Regions from separate parts of the Homo sapiens genome. Here region 2 is linked to region 1. A link is a loop called in an ENCODE intact Hi-C map of the cell type or tissue named here. Cell type or tissue: mammary epithelial cell. All regions are shown on one strand. Links, peaks and the distances in the headings refer to the core of each region. The heading gives the core; the rest is flanking DNA. Region 1 holds the start of LOC124903969 (a long non-coding RNA gene). Region 2 holds the start of SYNC (syncoilin, intermediate filament protein).

Region 1 (15,108 bases), core at 4,759-9,758:
ATGGAAGTTGAATGGACAGGATGTGTGACTAATTGGCTATACTTCTAATTAACTGTACTTATCATAGCCTGTATTTATGCGATTAACTATTTAATATCTACGTTTCAGGACGGGCTCACACCTGTAATCCCAGCACTTTGGGAGGCTGAGGCGGGCAGATCACGAGGTCAGGAGATAGAGACCATCCTGGCCAACATGGTGAAACCCCGTTTCCACTAAAAATACAAAAATTAGCTGGGTTGGTGGTGTGTGCCTGTAATCCCAACTATTCGGGAGGCTGAGCCCCAAGAATCACTTGAACCCAGGAGGCGGAGGTTGCTGTGAGCCAAGATAATGCTACTGTACTCCAGCCTGGCGATAGAGCGAGACTCCATCTCAAAACAAACAAACAAACAAAAAAAACAAAAAAAGGCTAGGCGCAGCGGCTCACGCCTGTAATCCCAACATTTCGGGAGGCTGAGATGGGCGGATCACAAGGTCAGGAGTTTGAAATCAGCCTGGCCAACACAGTGAAACCTCATTTCTACTAAAAAAATACAAAAATATTAGCTGGACATGGTGGCGGGTGCCTTTCATCCCAGCTACTTGGGAGACTGAGGCAAGGTGAATTGCTTGAACCTGGGAGGTGGAGGATGCAGTGAGCCAAGATTGCGCCACTGCGCTCCAGCCCAAGCAACAGTGCAAGACTCTGTCTCAGAAAAAAAAAAATCTCCCTCTCCAGGAGGATTATAAGCTCCATGAAGACAGAGATTGAGTCTGTTTTGCTTATCACAGCATCCCAGGGCCAGTGCCAAATACAGTGCCTGGCATACAATAAGTGCTTATGTGTGAGCGAATGAATGAGATAAAAGAGGAGCAGCCAAGGACAATAACAACAATAACTCTGGGGACAAGTTTGATTGAGAAAAATCAAAATCTTAAAGTAAACGTCAAACAAAAAAAAATTTTTTTTTTTTGAGACAGGGTCTTACCCTATTGACCAGGCTAGAGGGCAGTGGCACGATCACAGCTCACTTCAGCCTCGACCTCTCCAAGTAGCTGGGACTATACTACAGGTGGGTGCCACCACCTCTAGCTGATTTTTGTATTTTTCTTTTTCTTTTTTTTTGAGACGGAGTCTTGCTCTGTCACCAGGCTGGAGTGCAGTGGTGGGATCTCGGCTCACTGCAACCTCCGCCTCCTGGTTTCAAGCGATTCTCCTGCCTCAGCCTCCTGAGTAGCTGGATTACAGGTGCATGCCACCACACCCAGCTAATTTTTGTATTTTTAGTAGAGATGGGGTTTTGCCATGTTGGCCAGGCTGGTCTTGAACTCCTGACCTCAGGTAATCCACCCACCTCAGCCTCCCAAAGTGTTGGGATTACAGGCATAAACCACAGCACCTGGCCTAACAGTTATTTTTAAAAATAATTTCTACCAACTGTAATCTGTCATCCCCTTTCCTGACGGACATTTGGCCCCCTTGATGACATCTCCAGCTGGTTCCAAAACTTTTCAGTCGTTTTTAGTTATTAATGCAGTCTCTTGTTTCAGCCATTAACTTGGTCTTTCCATTTTCGAAGGTCAGTCTCCTTTGGGACTCACAGTCCAGCAGGCAGGCCTATGGCATGGAGGGGAGATGGGTCTGCTCTCTCTTGTCTGCCCTCTGGTGGGGAGAAACAAGAAGGAAAAAAAGGACTTGTTTCCTTAGATGTCCCCTGCTGGCCCTTGGCTGACCTCTTCTTCGCTTCTCGCGAGGTGTCTGTGTTCCTGTCCTCTCAGACATCACAGCTGCTCAGCTCCTTATCTGTAGACACGGGGTGATGGAGTAGCACGCTGCAAAAGGGCTTGGTGCCTAGTTGCTCTCCTCTGCTGGTGGCCTCTGGCTCACCCTTCACAGTGCACCTCTTTGCCCCCCGCAGGCCTGCTGCCCCATCACATCTACCCTCTGCAGCCCCAGCCTGGGGCCTGTGGACACAGGCCTGTCTCAGAAAAAATCTCAGAATCCATCTTTCTGCCACTCCTTGCCACCTGATCACATCCTTGGCCTTCCCTCTCCATGCCCTTTCCCCTATTTCGTAGCACCAGGACAGGTTGGCAAGTGTAGTTGCTCAGCAAACATCATCAGGGAAGGAGAAGTCAGATGCCCTCTGGTGGCACCGCACACCTGATGAATGATTCTTTTGGCTCTGTTCCAGTTAGCTACTGTCCTAGTTAGCTCTGTTCCAGTTAGCTTGTGTAACTAACGGATCAGCCTCAACTTCGAGGTATAACACAATCACCATTTCATCATGGTCATGGAATCTGTGGGTCAGGAGTTTCACAAGGCACAGTGGGGATGACTGGTCTCTGCTTACGGTAGGTGGCCTCCAAGATGGCTCTCAAAGTCCCCTCCCCCCTGGTATTCACCCCCTTGTGTAGTCCCCTGCCACACCATATCAGTTGGTCTGTGTGACCAATAGAACATAGCAGAAGTGATAGTATGTCGCTTTTGAAGCTAGGTTGTGGAAGATAGTGTGAGGCTGGGCGCGGTATCTTACACTTATAATCCCAGCACTTGGGGAGGCCAAGGTAGAAGGATCGCTTCTACTTGATTGAGAAAAGCCAGGAGTTTGAGACCAGTCTGGGCAACATAGGGAGACCCTGTATCTACAAAAAAATTTTTAAAAATTAGCCGGTGCAGAACGAGACTCCGTCTCAAAAAAAAAAAAAAATTAGCCGGTGCAATGACTCACACCTGTAGTCGCAGCTAGTTGGGAGGCTGAGGCAGGAGGATTGCTTGAACACAGGAGGTAGAGGCTGTAGTGATCTGTGATTGTGCCACTCTGCACTCTAGCCTGGGTGACAGTGCAAGACTCTGTCTCAGAAAAAAAAAAAAAAGAAGATATTGTGGCTTCTGCCTCTCTGTCTCTTGGATCACTCCCTTGGGGAAGCCAGGTGCCGTGTTGTGAGGCCAGCTGCCTCTATGGAGAGGCCCACCTGGAGAGGAACTGAGGCTTCCTGCCAATGGCCACATGAATGAGCTTGGAAATGGATCCTCTGGCCCCAGAGAAAGTAGATGACTGCAGCCCTGCCGACAGCTTAACTGCAATTTCATGAGAGACCTCGAATCAGAATCACCCAGATATGCTACTCTTGGATTCCTGACTATCAGAAACTGTGTGAGATGATAAATATTTATTGTTTTAAGCTGTTACATTCTGGGGGTAACTTGCCATGCAACAGTGCATAACTAATACACTGCGCCATGATGTCTGGGACCTTAGCTGGGAAGACTCAAATGGCTGGGGGCTGGAATCACCTGGAGGTTGCTTCACTCACATGACCAGTGCCTGAGCTGGGACTGTCACCTGGAGAACCTAAACGTGGCCTCCCCATGTGGCTTGGCTTCTCACAGCATAGCACCTGGGTACCAAAAATGAGTGCCTGTAAACTGAGCTTTCTAAGAGACCAAGGAAGAAGTTACAAGGTTTCTTTTGGCCTAGCCTGAGAAATGGTGCATTGTAACTTCTGCTGCATTCTCTGGGTTAGTAGCAGTCACCAAGGCCAGGAGGAGAATTTGACTGGTCCCCTTGACAAAGTAAAAAGGTCATATTGCAAAACCTGTCTTGGGGGAATTGCCTGCCCTACCCTGAGGGAGACAGGGACAGATGGCTTCGTTTCACAAGCCCTGCATAGCTCCTGCATAGAACAGCACTACATAGTGCTAGTTCTGCTGAAATAGCACTTCCTATCAACCCTTCAGGGGAGCTTCTGAGCTTGGAAGGTGGAGCATTTCTCAGCTTTTGTTCTCATTTGTGGACTCTGGCGCTAATTCTTTTTTTTTTTTTTTTTTTTTTTTTTTGAGACGGAGTCTTGCTGTGTCGCCCAGCCTGGAGTGCAGTGGTGCGATCTCGGCTCACTGCAAGCTCCGCCTCCCGGGTTCACGCCATTCTCCTGCCTCAGCCTCCCGAGTAGCTAGGACTACAGGTGCCTGCCACCAGGCCCGGCTAATTTTTTAAAAATATTTTTAGTAGAGACAGGGTTTCACCGTGTTAGCCAGGATGGTCTCGATCTCCTGACCTCGTGATCCGCCCGCCTCGGCCTCCCAAAGTGCTGGGATTACAGGCGTGAGCCACTGTGCCCGGCCTTTTTTTTTTTTTGAGATGGAGTCTTGCTCTGTCATCCAGGCTGGAGTGCAGTGGTGGTGTGATCTTGGCTCACTGCAGCCCCCACCTCCCGGGTTCTAGCGATTCTCCTGCCTCAGTCTCCCAGGTAGCTGGGATTGCAGGCATGCACCACCATGCCCAGATAATTTTTGTATTTTTAGTAGAGACAGGGCTTTGCCATGTTGGTCAGAGTGGTCTTGAACTCCTGACCTCAGGTGATCCGCCCGCCTTGGCCTCCCAAAGTGCTGGGATTACAGGTATGAGCCACCGCGCCTGGCCCTCTGGTGCTAATTCTACCTTTCTGGAAAAACACGGAAGGTCTCACAGGCTCCTCCCACCACCAAGTCACCCCATCCTTTCTCTGCCATCCACAGCACTTAGCCCTCTACTTCCGTCAGGTAAGTAGCCCTTTACCTACCCTGCTAGCTGGAATTATGGCCCTGTTTTACAGAGGAGGAAGTAATCTGGCCAAGGCCACACAACCAGAGGGTGGTAAAGCAGGAACTCAGTGCCAGCTCTGACCCCTAAGTCTATGCTTTAGGGCTTCTGGGATTCCAGAAAGCCTGCAGGTGTTGGAGCCTCAACCCTCATATCCTCATGGCCCTGCTGAGGGTGGGGCCAGTGTGAGCAGCATGAGAGGGTGGGGCTGGAGGGGGCAGGGGCTTCAAACTCTGCCAGACGGTTGGGTCTAGTTGTCAGGTGCACCCTCTGGGTGAAAGGGGAAGAGAAACAAGTGAGAGAAAATCGATTTTTACTTTCTTTTCAGGCCCGTCCCCAGTTGGTGAGTTTTCCAGTGGCCGGAAGACCGAGCCCTAGAGTAACAGCTGTGGACTCACTGCCCACTCTGTGTTTATTGGGCTGGAACCCCCTCTCTGTCCTGGAACTTCTGGTTGGAGAGCCCTCTGAGCTCATGGGGCCTGTGAATGGTGGGTCTTGGAGTGATTTCCAGCCCCAGTGATCAGGTGTCCTGTCAGTGCCCCTCAACTCCCTGCAGTCCCCTACTTCCCATCAAGCCAACTCCCAAATTCCAGGATGTGACAGTTCCCAGGTCTACTGCCTTCCAGGCACTGAGCTCATGTTGGGGACCCAGAAATAAATGAGATACATACAACCTCTGTCCTTGAGTTGGTCACAGTCTAGTAGGTCACAGTCTAGTAGAAGTAGAAATGAAGAGTTAACTGCCAGATGTCATGTTACAGGGCACATTTAATAAGGGTGAGAACCACACAAAGGTGGGAGTGCCTAACTTAACAATCAAAAGAAATGAACCATTGATACACAACAACATAGATGAATCTCAAATCATTATGCAGAACAAAAGAAGCTGGACACAAAAGAGTACATACTCTATGATTCCAATGTTATCACATTCTAGACCAGGCAAAACTGTGGATTATATAGAGATGGAAATAAGGTCAGTAGTTACTTGGAGTGAGGGGGAATTGACTGGGAAGGGGATGAGAGAATGTTCTGACATAATGAAAATGTTCAAAACCTTGATAGGAATATGGGTTATATTAGAATATTTGATTGTTGGGCTGGGCGTGGTGGCTCACGCCTGTAATTCCAGCACTTTGGGAGGCTGAGGTGGGCGGATCACGAGGTCAAGAGTTCGAAACCAGCCTGGCCAACATGGTGAAACCCTGTCTCTACTAAGAATACAAAATTTAGCCGGATGCGGTGGTGCACTCCTGTAATCCCAGCTACTCAGGAGGCTGAGGCAGGAAAATTGCTTGAACCCGGGAAGGGGAGGTTATAGTGAACCAAGATCAAGCCACTGCACTCCAGCCTGGCGACAGAGCAAGCAAGACTTCATCTCGAAAAAAAAACATATTCCGTTGTTAAAACTGATAAAACTGTACGCCTAAGATCTGTGAATTTCATCATATGTGAATTATGTCCATGGCAGGTGGCATTCAAAAGATTCCCCAGGCAGGCATGGTGGTTCACACCTGTAATCCCAGCACTTTGGGAGGCCAAGGTGCGCGGATCACTTGAGGTCGGGAGTTTAAGACCAGCCTGGCCAACATGGTGAAACCCTATCTCTACCAAAAATACAAAAAAGTTAGCTGGGCATGATGGTGTGCGCCTGTAGTCCCAGCTACTCAGGAGGCTGAGGCAGGAGAATCGCTTGAACCTGGAAGGTTGCAGTGAGCCGAGATCACACCAGTGCACTCTAGGCTGGGTGACAAAGCGAGACTCTGTCTCAAAACAAAGAAACAAAAAACCTCAAAGAGCCCCCAAAGACTCCTGCCTACTGGTGTGCATGCCCTTGTATTATCCCCTCCCACGCTGTATCAGGTTGGTCTATTTGGCAGAAGTAATGGGGTGTCACTTCTGAGATTAGTTATAAAAGACACTGCAGGGCGGGCGTGGTGGCTCACACCTGTAATCCCAGCACTTTGGGAGTCTGAGGCGTGTGGATCACCTGAGGTCAGGAGTTCAAGACTAGCCTGGCCAACATGGCAAAACCCCATCTCTACTAAACATACAAAAAAATTAGCCAGGTATGGTGGTAGGTGCCTGTAATCCCAGCTACTCGGGAGGCTGAGGCAGGAGAATCGCTTGAACCTGGGAGGTGGAGGTTGCCATAAGCTGAGATCGCACCATTGCACTCTAACCTGGGAGACAAGAGTGAAACTCCATTTCAAAAAAAAAAAAGACACTGCAGTTCTGTCTTGGTCTCAATCTCCCTTTCCCTCAGGTCACTTATTCTGGAGAACCCATGTGTTGGGCATCCCTATGAAAAAATCCGAGGGGCAAGAAACTAAAGCCTCCTGTCAACAGCTATGTAAGTGAGCTTGCAAGTGGATTCTTCAGCTCCAGTTAAAGCCTTCAGATGTTGGCAGCCCTAGCTGTCTGCTTGACCACAAACTCATGGGAGACCCTGAGCCAGACCACATGGCTAAGCTGCCTCCTAATTCCTGACCTTCAGAAACTGGGTGACATAATCAATGTTTGTTGTTTTAAGCTACTAAGTTTTGAGTTGTTATGCAGCAATAAAAGATGAATATAATATTTCAATAAAAGAAACATGTAGGGAAAAATATTCTAAGTGCTCCTGGCCCAGATGGCTTTCCCAGGGACTTTCAAGTGCTTTCTATGACTCAGACTTCTGGGCTCAGCCTCTATGCTGGGGAGATGATGGCCTTAGGGAACTCTGTCTAGACAATAGGAACTGGTGTCTCCAAAATAGCCGCAGACACCGCCCACCAAACCAGCCCCACAGCAGCTGCACACAGGGCTCAGGCCCACACTTACTATGCAGAGAGGACTCCAGAAATGCTCCCTGACCATGTGGCCACAGCTGCAGCAGGAATCCACTCAGGGCTCAGATGCTGCCATGGTTTGAATGTTTGTCCCCTCCAAAACTCGTGTTAAGGTTAGTCCCCAGTGTGGCAGTATTGAGAGGTGGGACCTTTGACAGGTGATTGGGTCATGAGGCCTCTGCCCTAATGAATGGATTAATTCATTCATGGATTAATGGATTGATGGAGTAATGGGTTATCAGGAAATGGAACTGGTGGCTTCATAAGAAAAGGAAGAGATACCTGAGCTGGCTTGCTCAGCCCCCTCATCATGTGATGCCCTGTACCATATTGAGACTCTGCAGAGAGTCCCCACCAGCAGAAAGGTCCTCATCAGATGCAGCTCCTCCACCTTGGACTTAACAGCCTCCATAACTCTAAGAAATAAATTCCTTTCCTTTATAAATTACCCAGGTTCAGGGATTCTGTTATAAGCAACAGAAAATGGATTAAGACAGGTGCTAATAACAGCTGCTATTTTTGGAACTTTCTGTGTCCCAGGTAATAGGCAAAGTGCTTTGCATGCATCTTTTTATTTGCTCCTTCCAACAACCCTCTGGAGAAGATATTATTAAACCTATCTTACAGTGGAGAAAACTGAGACTCAGAAAGCTGAAGCAAGTTGGCAGGGTCATAGAACTACTAAGTGATGTGGCAGCTTTAGATAGAAATCCAGATTTGTCTAGTTCTCAAACCCAGAGGCAGGGAAGCAGTAACCATAGACTTGAAAACACTTTTTTCATCTATTCCCTGTGATGCTTTTCATGGGAGAATGAGCCACACATTCTGCTATCAGGGAAAAGTCCACAAATCTCAACCCAGACTCCCTAGGTCAATGTATAAAGGTATTAGACTGGCAGATGCTATCAGAGTCACCAAGAGTCTCAGAGATCATGGGAATCTCAGAGTGGGGAACTGAGACCCAAAGAGGGAAGTGGGTCCTTTCTAAGGACTCCCTGCCCAGTGTTTTTGCACCACTTTGCCCTGCCCCTTGCCATATGAGATGGAAATAGTTGCCATGTGGGAGAAACATTAGGGCAAAGAGTGGTTTTGGAGTGGGGAAAGCAGTGAAAAAGGGATATCAGGCTGGGAGCAGTGGCACACACCTGTAATCCCAGCACTTTCAGAGGCCGAGGCGGGCAGATCACAAGGTCAGGGGTTCAAGACCAGCCTGGCCAACATGGTGAAACCCCATCTCTACTAAAAAAATACAAAAATTATTAGCCAGGCGTGGTGGCACATGCCTGTAATTCCAGCTACCTGGGAGGCTGAGGCAGGAGAATAAGCGAATCCATTGGCATTTTTTTCCTGGCTAGAATTCATTCCCCCTTTTCATGTTACAACACCCCACTTTTCTACTAGAGAACCATACCTTCCCCGCTCTCATTCCATATGGTAAGAATGGGGCTGATCTCATCTTGGGCAAGGGGCTGAAGCCCCAGGTCTGGCCAATCAGAGATGTGCACATCAAGGAACCTGGCCTAGGAGGCAGTGGCTGGGGTTCAGGGTAGATTGGAGGATAAGGGTGTGTGTGGGGGGTTGCTGAGAGCCACTTGAACCCAGGAGGTGGAGGTTTAGGTGAGCCAAGATTGCACCATTGCACTCCAGCCTGGGCAACAAGAGTGAAACTCCGTCTCAAAAAAAAACACCCAAAAAGCAAAAATTAGCTGGGAATGGTGGCATGTGCCTGTAACCCCAGCTACTCAGGAGGCTGCGGAAGAAAAATTGCTTGAACCCAGGAGGTGGACGTTGCAGTGAGCCAAGATTGCACCATTGCACTCCAGCCTGGGCAACAGAGGGAGATTCTGTCTCAAAAAGAAAAAAGAAACATCAGAGGTAACAATGGCAAAATTGAGAGCTCATAATTTTGTTTTGGGTCAACCCCACAATGGCTAGAGGCTACATAAAGCAGTGTCATAGATGGGCCCATTGAGAACCTAGGCAGCCCGAGAGGATGTCACAGAAGAGCTCTGAGAGCAGTAGCTGACCCATGATAGGGTCTGATGAAAGCACCATGCCACTTACTCGCTATGACCCTGGGTTACCCCATTTATTTATTCATTCAATAGGTATTTATGGACCATCTGCTGTGTGCCAAGCACTGCTTTAAGGGCTTGGGATATATCAGTAAACAAAAAGTTCAAAGATTCCTGTCCTTAGGGAGCTTAAATTACAAACAGATTTAACCTATAAATTTTAAAGTATCCTAGAAAGTGAAAGGTGTTGTCGAAGAAGAAAAAGTAGAGAGTGGTAAGAGGATTAAGAGTGACAGCAGTGCACAGAAAGGCAGGTTGAAATTTTAAAGGGGTGATTGGGTAGGCCTCCTTGAGAAGGTGACATTTGAACAAAGACTTGCAGGAAGTGAGGGTGTGCTTTGTGCAGAGTGAGCCATGGGAATATCTGGAGGAAACATGTGAGGAAAAGAAAGAGAGATCAGACTGTTACTGTGTCTATGTAGAAAGAAGTAGACATAAGAGACTCCATTTTGTTCTGTACTAAGAAAAATTCTTCTGCCTTGAGATGCTGTTAATCTGTAACCCTACCCCCAACCCTGTGCTCGCAGAGACATGTGCTGTGTTGACTCAAGGTTTAATGGATTTAGGGCTATGCAGGATGTGCTTTGTTAAACAAGTGCTTGAAGGCAGTATGCTTGTTAAAAGTCATCACCACTCTCTAATCTCAAGTACCCAAGGACACAATACACTGCAGAAGGCTGCAAGGACCTCTGCCTAGGAAAGCCAGGTATTGTCCAAGGTTTCTCCCCATGTGATAGTCTGAGAGATGGCCTCGTAAGAAGGGAAAGACCTGACTGTCCCCCAGCCCAACACCCATAAAAGGTCTGTGCTGAGGAGGATTAGTAAACGAGGAAGGCCTCTTTGCAGTTGAGATAAGAGGAAGGCATCTGTCTCCTGCTCATCCCTGGGTAATGGAATGTCTCGGTGTAAAACCCGATTGTATGTTTCATCTACTGAGATAACAGAAAAACCTCCTTAAGGCTGGAGGTGAGACATGCTGGTGGCAATACTGCTCTTTAATGCACCAGATATGTTTATGTATGTGCACATCAAAGCACAGCACCTTTTCTAACCTTGTTTATGACACAGAGACATTTGTTCACATGTTTTCCTGCTGACCCTCTCCCCACTATTACCCTATTGTCCTGCCACATCCCCCTCTCTGAGATGGTAGAGATAATGATCAGTAAATACTGAGGGAACTCAGAGACCAGTGCCGGAGCAGGTCCTCCGTATGCTGAGTGCTGGTCCCCTAGGCCCACTTTTCTTTCTCTATACTTTGTCTCTGTGTCTCTTTCTTTTCTCAGTCTCTTGTCCCACCTGACAAGAAACACCCACAGGTGTGGAGGGGCAGGCCACCCCTTCATCTGGCGCCCAACGTGGGGCTTTTCTCTAGGGTGAAGGTACGCTCGAGCGTGGTCATTGAGGACAAGTCAATGAGAGATTCCCGAGTAAGTCTACAGTCAGCCTTGTGGTAAGCTTGTGTGCTCGGAAGAACCTAGGGTAACAATGGGGCAAACTAAAAGTAAATATGCCTTTTAGCTCTATTAAAATTATTTCAAAAACAGGGGGAGTTAGAGTCTCTACAAAAACTCTAATCATGCTATTTCAAACAATAGAACAATTCTGTCCATGGTTTCTAGAACAAGGAACTTTAGATCTAAAAGATTGGGAAAAAATTGGCAAAGAATTAAAACAAGCAAGTAGGGAGGGTAAAATCATCCCACTTACAATATGGAATGATTGGGTCATTATTAAAGTAGCTTTAGAACTGTTTCAAACAGAAGAAGATAGCATTTCAGTTTCTGATGCCCCTGAAAGCTGTGTAATAGATTGTGAAGAAGAGGCAGGGATAGAATCCCGAAAAGGAATGGAAAGTTCACATTGTAAATATGTAGCAGAGCCGGTAATGGCTCGGTCAACACAAAATGTTGACTATAATCAATTACAGGAGGTGATATATACTGAAACGTTAAAATTAGAAGAAAAAGGAACCTTAGATGTAGACCTGTTAAAACAGGGAAGGGTCTGAGTAACCATGGAAAATATGGTCACTCTATTCAGGGTGTTGGAAAAATACTGTCCTTGGTTTCCTGAAAAAGGAACCGTATATGTAAAAGTATGGGATCGTGTTGGTTCAACATTCTGGGAGCTGGTCCCAGCAGGGAATTATGTTCCCGTCACTGTTTGGGGTGATTAGGCCTTGGAACGTGCCATCCTAATACCTCCTCAACTTTCCTCTCCCACACGGCCTTCATTATCTGATCAGCCTCTTCCTTCGGCTACTCCTCCCCCACCTAACGATGCTGAAAATTCAATGTCTAACTCTGGTGACTTTGGCTTAAAGTTACCCCCTACTTATCTTCTTTTCATGAAGAACTGGTACTTGAAGCTCCCGCGGCCATGACTCACACAGCCCAGGACCATAGATATGCTAATTCTTGTCTCTTCAAATGGCTCCAGGACCAAACTACAATTTACCTATAATTCTCCAGGCCCTCCCCCATCCACTACAGCCCCTCACCCTCCTGTCGTTTCGGTTCCTCAACCGGTCTGTGTCGATATGCACTGCTCAATCTTACTTTTTTTAAAAGAATTTAAGGATGCTTGTACTCAGTCAGTATGGTCCTACTTCTCCTTATGTTAAAATGGTATTACAAACTTTTTGTATGGAGGTCACTTTACTTCCTTTAGACTTGGACCTTTTGGCAAAAAGCTGTTCTAACCCCATCTCAGCCTGGTGGGCAGAGGAGGCCCATGTTCAGGCTCAGCTAAATCAGACTAATGGCATTCTAACTACTCAGGCTCAGCTCACAGGCTCCAATAGTTTCTCTGATACTTAAGCCCAAGTAGGCTTTGATGCTCCTACCACAAAACAAGTAACAAAGGTGTGTATGAGAGCTTGGGATAAATTACGTGCCCCAGGCCAAGCTCCTGTTTCTTTTACTACTGTTAAACAGGCTCAATTGCTTTTACTACCTAATATCGTTTTAAACAAAGGAGATAAGACACGTGGCTCTGGGATAGACTCTGGTGGTAAAAAGGCTGCTTATTGGATTAATACAATTTCTAAACAACGGCCCACCTTCACCATACACATTCAAGGAAAAAAGTTTTGAGGGCCTAGTAGATACTGAGGCTAAAATTAATATTCCATATAACTCTTATAGTGTTCCCGGTCGGCATATGATGAAAAACATGGGTTTGTTCCTGGGCTAGGTCTCGGTCCGAAGCATGAAGGGATTATTAAACCCCTCCCAATTACTATAAAATAAGACAGTAATGGTTTAGATTATCCTTTTTAGTGGTGGCCACTGCCATGCCTCCTGATCCTATCCCTTTACAATGGAAATCTGACACACCTGTTTGGATTCAGCAGTGGCTGCTTTCTAAAGAAAATCTGGAGGCTTTAATTCAATTGGTTTCTGAACAGTTACAACTTGGAAATGTGGAACCTTCTCTTTCCCCCTGGAATTCTCCTATGTTTCTAGTAAAAAAGAAATCAGGCAAGTGGCGTATGGTAACCAATTTATGGGCCATTGACGCTGTAATTAAACCTATGGGAGCTGTCCAACCCAGCATGCCTGCCCCTGCTTTAATACCTAAAAATTGGTCTCTCATAGTTATTGGTCTTAAAGATTGTTTTTTCATATTGCTTTACATAAATCGGATTGTAAAAAATTTGCTTTTACTGTACCATCTATCAATAATCAGGAGCCTGCAGCTCATTATCAATGGAAAGTACTTCCTCAGGGAATGCTGAATAGCCCTACAATCTGCCAGCTTTATGTCGGACAAGTGCTTTCACTAGTTCGAGCCCAATTTCCCCAGGCCTATATTCTTCATTATATTGATGATATTTTAATTGCTACCCCAACTAATAAAGAATTAATTGACTGTTATCAAATTTTAAGCCGCTGTGTTACAGAGGCTGGATTACACATCACTCAGGATAAAATTCAACAGACCACTCCTGTTCAATATTTAGGAATGGTGGTCGATAAACAACGTATTCAACCTCAAAAAGTTCAAATTAAGAGAGTTTCTTTGAAAACTTTAAATGACTTCCAAAAACTTTTAGGTAACATTAATTATTTAAGACCTACAGACAGCTTATTTCTACCCCTTATGCCTCTGCTCAAAAGGCAGAGTTAATTGCTGTAATTACTGCCTTACAGGATTTCCCCAAACCTTTAAATATTGTCTCTTATTCTCCTTAACGTAGGAAAGAGAATATGCTTGTGTTTCACCAGGAGATCATCAAACAAAAACCACAAAGAAAAGACGTCTGTGTCACAGACTGCCCTCAGACGTAGTGAGATCTGTGCCGACTCCTCAGAAGCAGGCACACCAAATCACAATGGGTCTGATTCAATCCTCCCTGATGGCAATGGAGACCCATCTAACTAATCCCACTTCTAATTACCTCTCTTTTTCTCCTTACAAACCTAAAAATCTCACCATTTCTATTAGCCTGAAAATAACATCCCTCTGTTCTCTTCCTCCTTCAGCACTCAATCTCATTTACAATAGGTTTTATTTAATGATTCTCCTCCTTATACTTTCTGTCTCACCAGTTTCCTCTCACACTAATTTACCTTCTACACAAAATTATTCTTATTGGGCTTATGTGCCTTTTCCTCCACTTATTTGACCTCTCACCTAGATTGATGCTCCTACAAAAATCTACACTAACAATAGTGTGTAGATGCCTAGAGCTACAGATGACCATTGCCTTGCTCAACCAGGAGAAGAAGGCACTGCATTTAATGTTACCATAGGTTATAAATACCCACCTCTGTGCCTCAGACACGCACCTGGTTGTATCCATCTAAAAACTCAAGTCTAGGCTGCTTATCTTCCGGAGAGATCAGCTACAGAAGAACCAGGACATTTAGTCTCTGGCCACTCACTTTCTCCTTTAAAACAAATGAAAGGGGGAATAATGGGAGGTACCCCATACTTTCAATATAAACCTGCAGGAAAACCATGCCCTAAAAATTTTGAGGGCCCATCTAAAACTTTAATTTGGGAAGATTGTGTTAACTCACATGCAGTAATATTAAAAAATGACTCATACGGTTTAGTAATAGACTGGGCACCAAAGGGCTATTTAAAAAACAATTGCTCCTCTGGTGGAAAGGAATGCCTGGAGGCTACTTATTTTATTTCTTGTCAGGAGAATGAGAATCATCATTCCACTTTGCATAGGAGGTTCAGCTCATTCTTTCCCCTAAAATGGGAAGATAAAGGCACCTTTTCTAACCTTGTTTATGACACAGAGACATTTGTTCACATGTTTTCCTGCTGACCCTCTCCCCACTATTACCCTATTGTCCTGCCACATCCCCCTCTCCGAGATGTCAGAGATAATGATCAATAAATACTAAGGGAACTCAGAGACCGGTGCTGGTGCAGGTCCTCCTGGTGCAGGTCCTCCATATGCTGAGCGCCAGTCCCCTAGGCCCACTTTTCTTTCTCTATACTTTGTCTCTGTGTCTCTTTCTTTTCTCAGTCTCTCGTCCCACCTGACGAGAAACACCTACAGGTGTGGAAGGGCAGGCCACTCCTTCAGAAACACATTCTAGACAAAATACACATGGACATATTTAGGTGTAAAGTGGCTTTATGTCTGCAACTTACTCTCCAACAGTTTAG
Region 2 (15,108 bases), core at 4,383-9,382, 360 kb before region 1:
TGCCTCAGCCTCCTGAGCAGCTGGGATTATAGGCACACATACCACCACGCCCGGCTAATTTTTGTATTTTTAGTGGAGATGGGGTTTCACCATGTTAGTCAGGCTGTTCTCAAACTCCTGACCTCATGATCTGCCCGCCTCGGCCTCCCAAAGTGCTGGGATTATAGGCATGAGCCACTGCGCCCAGCCCAGTTCTAATAAAATTATAATGTTGAGGTAAAACCTTCCTTATAACTTTTTTTTTTCTTTGAGATGGAGTCTTGCTCTGTCACCCAGGCTGGAGTGCAGTGGTGCCATTTCAGCCTCCACCTCCCAGGTAGGTGGGACTACAGACACGTGCCATCACACTCAGCTGATTTTTGTATTTTTAGTAGAGATGGGGTTTTACCATGTTGGCCAGGCTGGTCTCAAACTCCTGACCTCAAGTGATCCGCCCTCTTCAGCCTCCCAAAGTGTTGGGATTACAGGCATTGAGCCACCATGCCCAGCAATTCCTGGTAACTTTTAGCCACTGGATTTACCTGATTCTTCCTTCTAGGATCAGATATTTCTACCTTCTTTTCTGTGTAAGTTATCTAAACACTTAAAGAGAACCATGGTCGGCCAGGCGTGGTGGCTCACACCTGTAATCTCAGCACTTTGGGAGGCCGAATCAGGCGGATCACCTGAGGTCGGGAGTTCAAGACCAGCCTGACCAACATGGAGAAACCCCATCTCTACTAAAAATACAAAATTAGCCGGGCGTGGTGGTGCATGCCTGTAATCCCAGATACTCACTGAGGCAGGAGAATCTCTTGAACTTCAAAGAGGCAGAGGTTGCAGTGAGACGAGATTGCACCATTGCACTCCAGCCTGGGCAACAACAGCGAAACTCCGTCTCAAAAAAAAAAAAAAGATAACCGTGGTCAAGTGCGGTGGCTCATGTCTGTAATCCAGCACTTTGGGAGGCCAAGACCTCTTGAGTCCAGGAGTTTAAGGCCAGCGTGGGCAACATGGCGAAACCCCATCTCTACAAAAAAATACAAAAAATTAGCTGGGCATGATGGTGTACACCTGTAGTCCCAGATACTTGGGAGGCTGTGGTGGGAGAATCACCTGAGCCTGGGAGGTCGAGGCTGTGCTGAGCCATGACTGCACCACTCTGCACCCCAGCCTGGGCAACAGAGACCCTGTCAAAAAAAAAAACAAAAAAAACCCAGCTTATCTTTGTTATTCCATACATGTCCAGGTTTCCAGTGCCCTCTTCATTTGTGTCATATCCTTGTGACACAAATGACAGCTTTCAGACTGTCACTCTTTTGAGGATTTTTTTTTAATTTGCCTTTATTCTTAAGTTCCCCAAGAGCTAGAAATTGGGATGGGTATCAAAAACAGTGCCCCAGGGCTGGGCGAGATGGCTCACGCCTGTAATGCCAGCACTTTGGGAGGCCAAGACGGGTGGATCACCTGAGCTCAGGAGTTCGAGATCAGCCTAGCCAACATGGTGAAACCCCGTCTCTACTAAAAATACAAAACTTAGCAGGGCATGATGGTGCATGCCTGTAATCTCAGCTACTCGGGAGGCTAAGGCACAAGAATCGCTTGAACCTGGGAGGCAGAGGTTGCAGTGAGCCGAGATCACACCACAGCCTGGGCGACAGACCGGGACTCCATCTCAAAAAAAAAAAAAAAAAAAAAATGCCGGGCGTGGTGGCTCACGCCTGTAATCCCAGCACTTTGGGAGGCTGAGGCAGGCGGATCATGAGGTCAGGAGATCGAGACCATACTGGCTAACACAGTGAAACCCCGTCTCTACTAAAAGTACAAAAAAATTAGCCAGGCGTGGTGGCGGGCACCTGTAGTCCCAGCTACTCGGGAGGCTGAGGCAGGAGAATGGTGTGAACCTGGGAAGCGGAGCTTGCAGTGAGCCCAGATTGCGCCACCGCACTCCAGCCTGGGCAACAAAACCAAACTCTGTATCAAAAAAAAAAGTTTTTCATACCAAGTGCTTGTAAGCAACATTTCTTGTTTCTGTAAAAGTTCATCTTGTTAGAACTGGCCCACCCTTCTATCCTGTCAAACGCTCTTGAAGTCAGATTCCATCATTCTGACATCTGAGCTCTTTGACCCAGCTGCCTATTGCCTGCCAGCTCAGTCAGTTCCCACTGGGGAGTGTTCTCTTGCTGCTTTGCCCCTCAAATGCAAATAGCTTTGGTCTTTCCTGTTTCTGTTTTTTTGTTTTTGTCTTTTTTTTTTTTTTTGAGATGGAGTCTCCCTCTGTCGCCCAGGCCTGAGTACTGTGGCATGATCATAGCTCACTGCAGCCTCAACCTCCCCGGCTCAAGCCATCCTCCTGCCTCAGCCTCCCGGGTAGCCAGGACTACAGGCACGTAGCGCCACACCCGCTAATTTTTTAACTTTTTGTAGAGATGAAGTCTCACTATGTTGCTCAGGCTGGTCTCAAACTCCTGAGCTCAAGCGATCCTCCTACCTAGACCTCCCAAAGTGCTGGGATTACAGGCATGAGCCACCACATCCGGCCACAGGCAAGAAATCTTCAGACAGCTCTTTCCCTCCCCTGTATAGCCAGTTCACTGAGAAGTGACTTTTCTTTTCTTTTTTTTTTTTTTTTTTGAGATGGAGCTTCACTCTGTCGCCCAGGCTGGAGTGCAGTGGCGTGGTCTCAGCTCACTGCAACCTCCTCCTCCTGGGTTCAAGTGATTCTCCTGCCTCAGCCTCCTGAGTAGCTGAGACTATAGGTGCCTGCCACCACGCCTGGCTAATTTTTGTGTATTTAGTAGAGACAGGGTTTCACCATGTTGGCCAGGATGGTCTCAATCTCCTGACCTCGTGATCCACCAGGGATCATGGCCTCCCAAAGTGCTGGGATTACAGGCACGAGTCACTGCGCCTGGCCAAAAAGTGACCTTTCTATCTTAGAAAGACTACAGTCTCCATCCCCCTCTTCTGCATCCCACTATCAGGGCCCTACTCCAAGACATCCTGTCTCACTGGCACTTTTGTCCTGGTCTTCTAAAAGGACTTCCTCCTCTCCTCACCTCAATCTATTCTCTACACCACCACAGTTAACTTGCTACAACACAGAGTGAACTATTGCTCCACTTCACCAATAAATACCCAAATTGCTACGCATGGTTTCAAGGTCCTTAAAGATGTGGCCCAAACATACCTTTTTTTTTTTTTTTCTTTTTTTGAGCCAGAGTCTCGCTCTGTTGCCCAGGCTGGAGTGCAGTGGTGCAATCTCGGCTCACTGCAACCTCCGGCTCCTGGTTTCAAGCAATTCTCTACCTCAGCCTCCCGAGTAGCTGAGACTACAGGCGCCCACCACCATGCCTGGCTAATTTTTTGTATTTTTAGAAGAGACAGGGTTTCACCATCTTGGTCAGGCTGGTCTCGAACTCCTGACCTCATGATCCGCCTGCCTCGGCCTCCCAAAGTGCTGGGATTACAGGCATAAGCCACCACACCCGGCCCCAAACATACCTTTTTTAGCTTCCTCTCACATTATTCCTGCAACCCACCCAATGCTTGACATCCTAGAGCTTGCATTAACTTTTTACACCTCCTACTCTAAGCCCACGGTGTCCAGCTGAGAATTGCAGCTTCTCAAAAACCACCTAACTAGAGAACCCTGTACTACCTGGGAAGGCAGAGCTCCTAGAGCCAGGGCCAGGAAGGATGCACCTGCTCAGCCAGCCAAACTCACTCTGATATTCAACAGTCCCTGCTTTCCCAGCAGACGGCCCTTTCATCATTCTCGTGCCGAGCCGCCCACCTTGGAATGACTTCACCGTGTTCAAGATTATTCTAGGCATTTTACATGAATACTCATTTATAGAATCCTCATCATCTATTGGCTGGGTGCAGTGGCTCACGCCTGTAATCCCAGCACTTTGGGAGGCCGAGGCGGGTGGATCACCTGAGGTCAGGAGTTTGAGACCAGCCTGGCCAACATGGTGAAACTCCGTCTCTACTAAAAATACAAACGATTAGCTGGGTATGGTGGTGTGTGCCTGTAATCCTAGCTACTCAGGAGGCTGAAGCAGGAGGATTGCTTGAACCTGGGAGACAGAGGTTGCAGTGAACTGAGATTGCGCCATTGCCCTCCAGCCTGAGCAACAAGAGCAAGACTCTGTCTCAAAAAAAGAAAGAAAGAAAGAATCTTCATCTATTATCTCCATTTTATAGATGAGGAAGCCAATGCACAGAGTAAGAACTCACACAAGGTTCCACAACTGTTGTAAGTGGTGGAGGCTGGAGAAGGCCTGCAGTATTTACCACCCTCCTAGGATAGGCGTGAGGTCCAAAAGAGGTAACTACAGCACATATAAAAAGCCTGGCATGCAGCAGTCACAATATACTTTTTTTTTTTTTGAGATGGAGTTTCACTCTTGTTGCCCAGGCTGGAGTGCAATGGTGTAATCTCCGCTCACTGCAGCCTCTGCCTCCTGGGTTCAAGCAAGTCTCCTGTCTCAGCCTCCCAAGTAACTGGGATTACAGGCACACGCCACCACGCCTGGCTAATTTTTGTATTTTTAGTAGAGCCGGGTTTCACCATGTTGGCCGGGCTGGTCTTGAACTCCTGACCTCAGGTGATCCGCACACCTCGGCGTCCCAAAGTGCTGGGATTACAGGCGTGAGCCACCGCGCCGGGCCCACAATATACTTCTATCTATCTAACAAATTTCTACTCATCCTTCAAGCCCTGCTCAAACTTCATCTCTTCCGTAAAGTATCTCCCAGACAGCCCCATGTGTGTTCTCAGGGCACTCTGTATGCAGCACATCTTCACACTTATTGCTCCAGTTACAGAAGTACATGTGTCTGTCTCCCTGATAGTGAGTTTCCTAAGGACAAGCAGAGTTCTCATTCTGCTCTATATCCTAGGGTGGGGCTCTGTAAGGGCAGACAGGCAGAAACCAGATGAACTCCAAGGAGGAAATCTGCCCAAGGTCGAATGGCAAAGCTGGAAGTAAAACCCAGGCCTCCTGACCTCCAAGCTGTGCTGTTAGCACACATCGTGCTGCCTCCACCACCCCACCCATGGTGCCAGGCCTCTGCTGGGTGCTGCCCTCACACAGCCGCCTCTTTTAAACAGAGAGAGGAGGGAAAGAAGCAGATGACAGGAGGCTCAGAGGAGAGGAAGCCAGCTTAGTTGGGGCCCCTGACCTCGGGCTTCCTTGGGCCCTGGGCAGCCTGCCTCTGCCACTCTGTCCCTGTCCCCAGAGAACCGCAGAGCTCTCCAACCCTGTTCAGGGATGTGGCTGGGAGTCCATGTGACATTGTGCAGGCAAGAGTCCGTGTGTCTGACTGTAGCTGTAGGTGTGGACAGCAGTATGGGTGAGTGTGTGTGTGTAAGACCGCTCAGCTTTGTGCCCCTGTGTGACAGTGAAGGGGTGTCGGGAGCTATGTATTTGCACCCTCACCTCTTGGTACACTGGGAAGTCCCAGAGCCACAGTATGACCTGGGACAGAAATACACCTCACCCCAAACCCCTCAGCCACAGGTCCCTTCCCCCAATAATCAGCCGTGCCCTGCCAGGAGGGATAGTGGGGAGGGCCCCTGGACCCTTCCCCCACCCATCCCAGGCCAGACGGGAGAGAACAAGCCCTGACAGACTCTTAACTTCAAGCTGGCAGATGCCCAGCCTTGCACCAAGTGGCTTCCACACAGCCACTTCAGCAGGGGAGGCCTCTGTCTCCAACTGACATTTGCAGGGAGGAATGAAGGCTAGCGAGAAGTGTCTTTGGCTGCTATGGGCCAAATGGCACTTGAGCGGTGGATGCCCACTCGCCTGGAAGGGTTAATTTTCATGTAGTCCCGGGAGGGGGAGGGGTATTATAAAAAGCCACAGACAAACGGAGGTGCCAGGACCCCGGGACGGCCCGACTCCCCGATGTCCCCTCACGAGGCGGCTCCAGTGCCCCACCCCGGCTGGACCACTACCCCTAGACAGGCGAAAGACGCCCGCGGTCGGGGGGAAAGGGAACCCGTCCAGCAGCACCCCTTCCCCAGCGGGGCGGCGACGCGGGCCCGGCACTGTCCTACCTCGCGGCCTGGGCGGCGCCGTCCCCGCCGCGCCGGGGCTCCGGGCTGGCCATGGCTGCGCGACCCCGGGCTGGCGGCCGCGTTATTAATAGCCGGGCCCGCGGGCCCCTCGCTCCGGCGCCCGCGCCCGCCGCACTGCCAGCTGCAACCGACACCGGATCCCGGCCGGCCCCGGGCCGGGCGCGCCCACTTGGCCGGGGCTCCTGCCGGGGGAGGAGGGAGCGGCCGCGCGGACCTGGGGGCGGGGAGAGGCTGCCCCTCCCGGACCAGCCTGGGGCGGGGGTGGGAACGGGGGCCTGGAGCTGTCTTTCCAAACCTCCCAGCCCCCTCGTCTTCCCGAACCTTCTCTCCACCCTTCCTTTCGTGAGGTCCCGTTGCAGGGGGAGTCAGAAGGGGGGTCTGAAGCCCCAGGGAGCACCTTCCCTGTCCAGCCTGGGAGGGTGGAGGCAGGGTTGGGCGGGCTGCTCAAAGGGAGCCAGCACCCCTCTCCCGCGAGTGTTTGGGGGTGTCCGCTGCCGCTCAGCGCCCTCTGGTCCCCACCCAAGAGGGGAAGGGCCGCAGCCACCCTCTGGGCACTCCGGGCTGTCCCCGGCAGCTGTCGTGAAGGGCGGGGCAGGGCGCGGCCGGGGAGGAGGGTTCACGGCCACACCCCGCGCGTTTGGGGACAGCCTGGAGCCTGGGGGCGGGCTGGGTGGCTGGGGTTAGAGAGAACTGCGGAGGAGTTTACGCCTATCACATTGAGTCCATATTTAACCCCACTTTCTGCCCCACCCTTTGAGGCTTCCTGGGGTCTCTCTCCTGCTCCACCTGTCACCCCACTCAGCCCACTTCTGTCAACTTCAAGACATACCTCCCCCCACGTCCTCAGCCCACTAGTGTGAGGGTCAAACCAGCACTGACGTCTTTCTCCCCAAGAGAGAAGCTGCTGGGCCCCTTCCCAGACCTGGGCTTCAGGCGTTCTTCCTTCGGATTCCTTTTTCCACTTAGCTACCCTGTCTGGGGAGGTCTTTGACTCAATCGCAGAAGAATGCTGGCACCATAACAAGCCCCAGGGGCTGGGGTGCCTGGGAGGCCGGTGGGGGAAGCATGCCGTGGTGTTGAATGTGTGTGGGCTTGTGTGCCCCTGTGTGACTCTGCGGTGATTGTGGGGTACATGTCTGTGTGTGAGCATGTGGATGTGTGATTGTGTGATCTCAGGGTGAATGTGTGTGGTGATTGTGCCATGGTGGAGTGTCTTTGTGGGGCTGGCGGTTTTGACTCTGTGTGGGGGGCATGCATATGGTCCCGCTTGTGACTCTGACTGTGTGCTTGTGCGTGACTGGGGGTTGATAAATGTTCATTCATCCTCGCGTCTGAGTGTGCTGCCTGTGGCTGTATATTTATATTTCTCTGTCTAATGCAAGGGGGTGGAAGATTTAACACCCAGGGCAGCCAAATATACCCTTGTAAGGTACGCACGAGAAAAAGCCAGGTTTTGAGGCTGCTGGTCATTTTCTGACTTACCCCCGAACTATTCCAGGGGAGGAGGCTGGCGAAGCCTCAGCTGCTGGGCATTTGACATCTGCTGCCCGCCAGAGGAGAGCTAAGGCAGCAAGGGCAGGCCTGCCAGAGGCTCTGTTTGCTGTGGTACCAAGCAACAGGCGGCAAGGGTGGCATTCAGAAGAGCTGGCTCTGCCCCTCCAACCCCCAGCCCAGGACCTGGCCTTAGGCTGTCCCTAGGACTGAATTTCTGACCCGCTCCTACCCTCCTGCTCAGCGCTTCTTTAGGCTGAAACCCTGAATTCCCCAGGGTCCCAGAAACTTCCCCACCTCCAAGCCTTTGTTGTTGTTTTTTTTGTTGCTGTTGTTTCTTGCAGTCAGGGTCTCACTCTGTCATCCAGGCAGGAGTACGGTGGTGCAATCATGGTTCACGGCAGCCTCAACCTCCTGGGCTCAGGTGATCCTCCCATCTCAGCCTCCCGAGTAGCTGGAACTACAGATGCACACCACCACACCTGGATAATTTTTGTATTTTTTGTAAAGACGAGGTCTCACTGTGTTGCCTAGGCTGGTCTCAAACTCCTAGGCTCAAGCAGTCCTCCTACCTCAGCCTCCCAAAGTGCTGGGATTACAGGAGTGAGCCACCACACCCAGCCAGGCCTTTTCTGCTGCTCCCTCTGCCTAGAAAACCCTTTCCAGCTCTTCACAGCCCACCTTTTACTCTCCTTCAGGTCTCAGATCACATCTCACAGAGGCCTTCTCTGATGCCTCCCCACCCCCTGCCCATAATGTCCACCCATTTATTTTTTTGTTATGGGCTTTTTTGTTTTGTTGGGTTTTGTAAAATTTTATTTAATAGAGATGGGGTCTCACTATGTTGTTAAGGCTGATCTCAAACTCCTGGCCTCAAGGGATCCTCCAGACTCAGCCTCCCAAAGTGCTGGGATTACAAGCAGGAGCCACCATGCCTCACCCCATTTACTGTTTATCCCTGTCACCCTGTTTATTTTCTGTGCAGCACTTATCAATCTGCAACAATACTATTCATTTTCTTTCTTTTTTTTTTGAGACGGAGTCTCACTCTGTTGCCCAAGCTGGAGTGCAGTGGTGCAATCTCAGCTCACTGCAAGCTCCGCCTCCTGGGTTCAGGCCATTCTCCTGCCTCAGCCTCCGGAGTAGCTGGGACTACAGGTGCCTGCAATCATGCCCAGCTAATTTTTTTGTATTTTTAGTAGAGACGGGGTTTCACCGTGTTAGCCAGGATGGTCTCGATTTCCTGACCTCGTGATTCGCCCATCTCGGCCTCCCAAAGTGCTGGGATTGCAGGCATGAGCCACCGCTCCCGGCCAATACTATTCATTTTCAATTATTTTCTTCTCTGCTTCCCCACTAGAATGGAAGCCCCATGAGGGCAGAGACTTTATGTGTCTTGTTTACTGCTGTGTCTCCAGAGCCCAGCACAGGGACTACCACATAGTAGGACCTTAAAAAAATTGTTTGTTTTTGTTTTTTATAATAATAACAATCATTTATTTTACCCACAGATCTGTGATTTGGGCACGGCTTGGTGGAGGCAGCTCATTTCTGCTTCACGTGGCATCAGCTGAGGTGGCTTGCCCAGAGGTTGCAGAACTCGCGTCCAGGACAGCTCACTCATGTGGCTGGCAAGTTGATGCGGTCTGTCAGCTGGGAGCTCAGCAGGGTATTTGGCTGGGGGTCTTGGTTCTCCTCCACATGGGCTTTTCCACGGGTTGCTTGTGCTTCCTCATGGCATGGTGGCTAAGTCCCAACAGTAAACGTCCCAAAAGAACAAGGCAGAAGTGAAAGGCATTTTTTTTGAGCTAGCCTTGGAAGCTACACACTGTCACTGCTGACCTATTCTGTTGCTAAAGGCAGTCACAAAAACCCGGGCCTCCAGCTCATGGGGAGGGGACATAGATGCCACCTTTTAATGGGAAGGGTGTGTCAAAGTCACAGTATAAGAAGAGCTTATGGAATGGGATATAGTATTGCCTCTGTCTTGGGAAAATACAATCTGCCAAAGATGCAGAATCACAGCTTGGTCTTCCACCATCTCCAGACTGTGGCCCTAATCCACACCCATCCAAGACCAGTCCAAGCTCCCTTCTAATGCCTCATTCTATCCAATGAAAGTAAAAAGGAGGGGTCGCTCACCTCACACCACTTCTGATTGTGTCCTATTGCCAGAGCTCAGTCACATGGCCATATTTAGCTTTAGTGGCTTATTATAAAGGATATTGAAAAGGATACAGATGAAGAGATGAATAGGGCAGAGTTATGGAGGAAGGGGCATGAAGCTTCCATCCCCTCCCTGGGCACACCATCCTCCAGGAACCTCCATATGTTCAGCTATCTGGAAGCTCCAAAAAAATTGTTGAATGAATGAAGGGAAGGAGGATGGTTTTACTTAGGCTAATTTAGGCAATATTTGATGCCTGCTGTGTGCTAGGCCTGGGCCACTCACCTCTCAGGAGCCCCAGTCTACTCAGGGAGACAGACACACATGTGCCCAGATTGCATACAGCAAGGCAGTGTGAGGTATTTGAGCCCATAAGATTCAGCTCACTTGGCAAACATTGGCACTTGGGCTGTGCTGGGCCCTGTGTCAGAGCAAACAGCCTTATTTGGCCCAAGCCTGCAAGAAGCTTTCAGTGTAGAGGAAGCTAGAACCGTCTCCTGGGGAGAAAAACCTATGCAGAAAATAATGCCAAATCACTGGGCTGAGTGATGTGATAGACATTGAGAACCAGGGAAGCCAGGGATGGATGGGAGAAATTAACTCCGGGACTGGGGATGGCCTCGTGAACAAAGTACCTGGGCCTGGAAGGATGAGAAAAGCTGTTCTGGAATCAGGAATCAGGCACAGACTCTGCTTTGAAGGACAAGCGCAGCCACTCTTAACTCTCAGCCCCTCCACAAAGCCAAACCCAGGAGGAGGAGAGAGGCCCCTGGGCTGGCTACTCTTAGCCTAACCTTCCTTCTCAGAGCTTTGTGTCCAGGAGCTGACTCCTGCGGCCAGCGTCTCCTGGGCCCCCTTGCCTTCTGGTTTCAGGTGGGGTTTGGCCAAACTGGGGACCCTGGCAGGAGATCAGAGAGGGAGGAGAGTGAGATCAAGATATTTATTTTTATTTTATTTTTTATTTTTGGGGGGACAGAGTCTCGCTTTGTCACCCAGGCTGGAGTGCAGTGCCATGATCTCAGCTCACTGCAACCTCCACCTCCTGGGTTCAAGTGATTCTCGTGCCTCAGCCTCCCAAGTAGCTGGGACTACAAGCATGTGCTACCACACCCAGCTAATTTTTGTATTTTTACAAAATACAAAGAGACAGGATTTTGCCATGTTGGCCAGGCTGGTCTCAAACTCCTGACCTCAGGTGATCCACCCGCTTCAGCCTCTCAAAGTGCTGGGATTATAGGTGTGAGCCATCACACCCAGCCTAGATAAAGATATTTATTATGCCCCCTCCCTGCCTGTGACTTTGGCATTAACTATATTCCTCCCCCAAAAGCCATGGCTCCTGTTGGGTGGTTTGTACCCATGGGTACAGCTCTGGCCAGGTTCCTTAACAAGGCTCCCTCCCCTGCTCCTTCAGGCCCAGGGGTAATGATTCCATTCCACCATTGCGAGTCCCAGGTGCTCCGCCATTCCTGCCCACACCTCTGTGAATGGTCTCTTCATTAAATCCTCTTCTGGCAAACACTGAGTGTTTGAGTGTGCCGCTGTTTCCTGCTGAGATCCCTAAGATAAAAACTGAACCTTAGAAAGCTGGGCCCTGGACAGATAACTTAGGGAGACTTTCTTTCTAAATACCCCCCACAGCTGGGTGTGGTGGCTCACACCTCTAATTCCAGGTGTGAGGGAGGCTGAGGCAGGAATATTGCTTGGGTCCAGGAGTTCAAGGCTACGGTAAGCAATGATCACACTACTGCATGATGCCCTACTGCCTGGGCAACAAAGTGAGACCCTGTCTCCAAAAACATACATAAATAAATCCCCACCGGCTGGGCTCCGTGGCTCACGCCTGTAATCCCAGCACTTTGGGAGGCCAAGGCAGGTGGATCACCTGAGGTCAGGAGTTCAAGACCAGCCTGGCCATCATGGTGAAACCCGGTTTCTACTAAAAATACAAAAACTAGGCCGGGCGTGGTGGCTCACACCTGTAATCCCAGCACTTTGGGAGGCCGAGGCGGGCAGATCACGAGGTCAGGAGATCAATACCATCCTGGCTAACACGGTGAAACCCCGTCTCCACTAAAAATACAAAAATTAGCTGGGCATGGTGGCGGGCACCTGTAGTCCCAGCTACATGGGAGGCTGAGGTAGGAGAATGGCCTGAACCCGGGAGGCGGAGCTTGCAGTGAGCTGAGATTGCGCCACTGCACTCCAGCCTGGGCAGCAGAGCGAGACTCTGTCTCAAAAAAAAAATAAATAAATAAACAAATAAATAAATAAATAAAATAAAAATACAAAAACTAGAGCCACGCGTGGTGGCTCACGCCTGTAATCCCAGCACTTTGGAAGGCTGAGGCAGGTGGATCACCTGAGGCCAGGAGTTCGAGACCAGCATGGCCAACCTGGTGAAACCCTGTCTCTACTAAAAATACAAAAATTGGCTGGGTGTAGTGGCTCATGCCAGTAATCCCAGCTACTTGGGAGGCTAAGGCAGGAGAACTGCTCGAACCTGGGAGGTGGAGGTTACAGTGAGCCAAGATTGTGCCACTGTGCTCCAGCCTGGGCAACAAGAGCAAAACTCTGTCTCAAAAAAAAAAAAAAAAAAAAAAAAAACGCACCAAAAACCAGAATCAGAAAAGTTGTGAACAAATTTCATCTCGAGTGAAGACTTCTGGGTGCCACTCCAGGCAGGGTCCCCACCCAAGGGGTCCCTCTGTCTTAGGACTGTAGTTTCTGTGGCTGGTAGAATGGGGCAGGCAGGGGACTGTGAGTGAGTGGACATGCGTGTGGGAGGAATGGATGGATGAGCTGGGAAGTGGAGAGGCACCAGAGGGCAGCAGGGGAGGCATGGCCTTGGCAGCTGTCTCTACCAGACCCCAGAGCAGATCCTATAGGACCCTGGGAAACCAACCTCCCTGAACCTCAGCTCCCTCTCAGCAAAATGGGCAATTAACACCCTCTTCACAGGGTTGTTGTGAAATGCAATCAAATGTGAGGCTCAACACATGAGCCACTGGAAGTGGAGCTGCTCTCCAAGCTGAGAGTAGCACATTCCCCATTACTACTGATGCAGGTGGAGGCCATTCTGCTCACTTTTTTTTTTTTTTTGAGACGGCGTTCTTGCTCTTGTCCCCCAGGCTGGAGTGCAATGGCATGATCTTGGCTCACTGCAATCTCTGCCTCCTGGGTTCTCCTGCCTCAGCCTCCTGAGCCACCTGCCTCCACACCTGGCTAATTTTTGTATTTTTAGTAGAGAAGGGGTTTCTCCATATTGGCCAGGCTGGTCGTGAACTCTTGACCTTCAATCCGCCCTCCTGGGTCTCCCAAAGTGCTGGGATTACAGGCATGAGCCACCACGCCTGGCCTCTGCTCACTTTCTTTGTGCCAAGAGCTCCAGCAACCCGTCTAGAGGTGGGAGGAGGGTGGTACAGAGATGCCCTGGCAGGGCCCTCAGACCCACCACTTCTGTTTTTTGTTTTCAGACAGAGTCTTGCTCTTGCCCAGGCTGGAGTGCAGTGGTATGATCAGTGGGACCACAGGTGTGTGCCACCCCACCCGGCTAAATATTTTATTTTTTGTACAGATCACAGCCAGATAGAGGGGTATCTCACCATGTTGCCCAGGCTGGTCTTGAACTCTTGAACTCAAACGATCCTCCAGCCTTGACCTTCCAAAGTGCTGGGATTACAGGCATGAGCCACCGCACCCAGCCTTGACCTACTGCTTCTAGAGAGCCAGGGTATGAATCCAAGCTTTGGAGCGCTTACTTGCTGTGTGACCTTAGGAAAGTCACTCCACTTCATGGAAATTGTTTTCTTCTCTGTAAAATTAGATAACACAGCCAGGCGCGGTGGCTCACTCCTGTAATCCCAGCACTTTGGGAGGCCGAGGTGGGTGGATCACCTGAGGTCGGGAGTTCAAGACCAGCCTGACCAACATGGAGAAACCCCGTCTCTACTAAAAATACAAAATTAGCTGGGCATGGTGGTGCATGCCTGTAATCCCACCTACTCGGGAGGCTGAGGCAGGAGAATCGCTTGAACCCAGGAGGCGGAGGTTGCAGTGAGCCGAGATCGTGCCATTGCACTCCAGCCTGGGAAACAAGAGCAAAATTCTGTCTCAAAACAAAACAAAAACAAGAAATAATTAACTATTATTTTTGAAACTCCCCTTTCTCCTGCTTCCTCTCTCTGAAGCTGCAACCAGGGGCTGGCTGACTACAGCATGTGTTTTCACTCGCTCATTCATTCACTTCACCATTTGTTAGGCCAGACAATGTGTTAAACCCTAAGAACACAAAGACAGTAAGTCATTAAAGCAAGACCTATATCTGTATGACTTCATGGCTGTGTCCCTTGTCCCTAGGTTTTCAACAAATAGTGGCCAAATGATGTGTTCATGAAGAGTATAGTAATGAATAAGACAAATAGAAGAGAATAAAGAATGAAAAGAAAAAACAAATAGTGGCCAAATTAGTAAATGATGTTAGCTATATTCTTGAGCCCCTACTGCAAGCCAGATGCTAAACTAGTCTTTTTTTTTTTTTTTTGAGACAGAGTCTCGCTCTGTCACCCAGGCTGGAGTGCAGTGGCGCAATTTTGGCTCTCTGCAACCTCCACCTCCCGGATTCAAGCAATTCTCCTGCCTCAGCCTCCTGATTAGCTGGGATTACAGGCACCCACCACCATGCCTGGCTAATTTTTGTATTTTTAGTAGAGAGGAGATTTCGCCGTGTTGGCCAGGCTGGTCTCAGACTCCTGACCTCAGGTGATCTGCCTGCTTGGGCCTCCCAAAGTGCTGGGATTACAGGCCGGAGCCACTGCACCTGGGCTAGAAGGCATTTTATCTGCTTTAATGCAATAAATCTTCAGAACAGCCCTATAACATGGGGCCTGTAATAAAGCCCATTTACTGATGAGAAAACTGAGGCTTGGAGAGGTTATGCAACTTAGTTGACCAAAGTCACACAGAGAGGAAATGGTGGCACCCAAGATTCAATACACTGCCTCCACGAATAAATGATGTGTTATCCACATCATTGTCATTAACCTTGACTTTCAGAGACTTATAGTCTAGTGGGAATCTGGCAGCCTTTCCATCCTCAGACTTAGCCCCAAGGGGCCCAGGCATGGCCACAGACTTGTTTTGTGTCTCCGGGCAAATTACTTAACCTCTCTGGTTCTGCTTCCTTTTTTTTTTTTTTTTTTTTTTTTGAGACCAAGTCTTGCTCTGTCACCCAGGCTGGAGTGCAGTGGTGCCATCTCAGCTCACTGCAAGCTCCGCCTCTCAGGTTCATGCCATTCTCCTGCCTCAGACTCTCGAGTAGCTGGGACTACAGGCGCCCACCACCACGCCCAGCTAATTTTTTGTATTTTTAGTAGAGATG

The links. A loop is a pair of places that touch in the nucleus more often than their neighbours do. Peaks named below come from ENCODE experiments on the same cell type or tissue, not always from the same donor. Only the 100,000 strongest peaks of a DNase experiment are listed, where the experiment ranks them.
Region 2: a loop joins it to region 1, with 4 times the contacts of the local background. A loop is called at or near these places in 1 of 110 quality-filtered maps.

What each region holds. Positions count from the first base shown.
Region 1 is chr1:33,053,669-33,068,776 of GRCh38, forward strand. LOC124903969 (a long non-coding RNA gene) reads left to right here and starts at 2,836. Exons shown (of 2, transcript XR_007065697.1): 1 at 2,836-3,140; 2 at 4,894-5,238. RefSeq lists an enhancer at 1,460-1,754. In mammary epithelial cell, for the core only: no CTCF peak of the experiment used is centred there; a DNase peak (open chromatin) is centred at 7,263; H3K27ac peaks cover 430 bases.
Region 2 is chr1:32,696,559-32,711,666 of GRCh38, forward strand. SYNC (syncoilin, intermediate filament protein) reads right to left here and starts at 6,212. Exons shown (of 5, transcript NM_030786.3): 1 at 6,050-6,212. The coding sequence starts at 6,102. RefSeq lists enhancers at 5,680-6,445, 6,446-7,211 and silencers at 6,572-6,621, 6,672-6,761. In mammary epithelial cell, for the core only: no CTCF peak of the experiment used is centred there; a DNase peak (open chromatin) is centred at 7,213; H3K4me3 peaks cover 2,129 bases.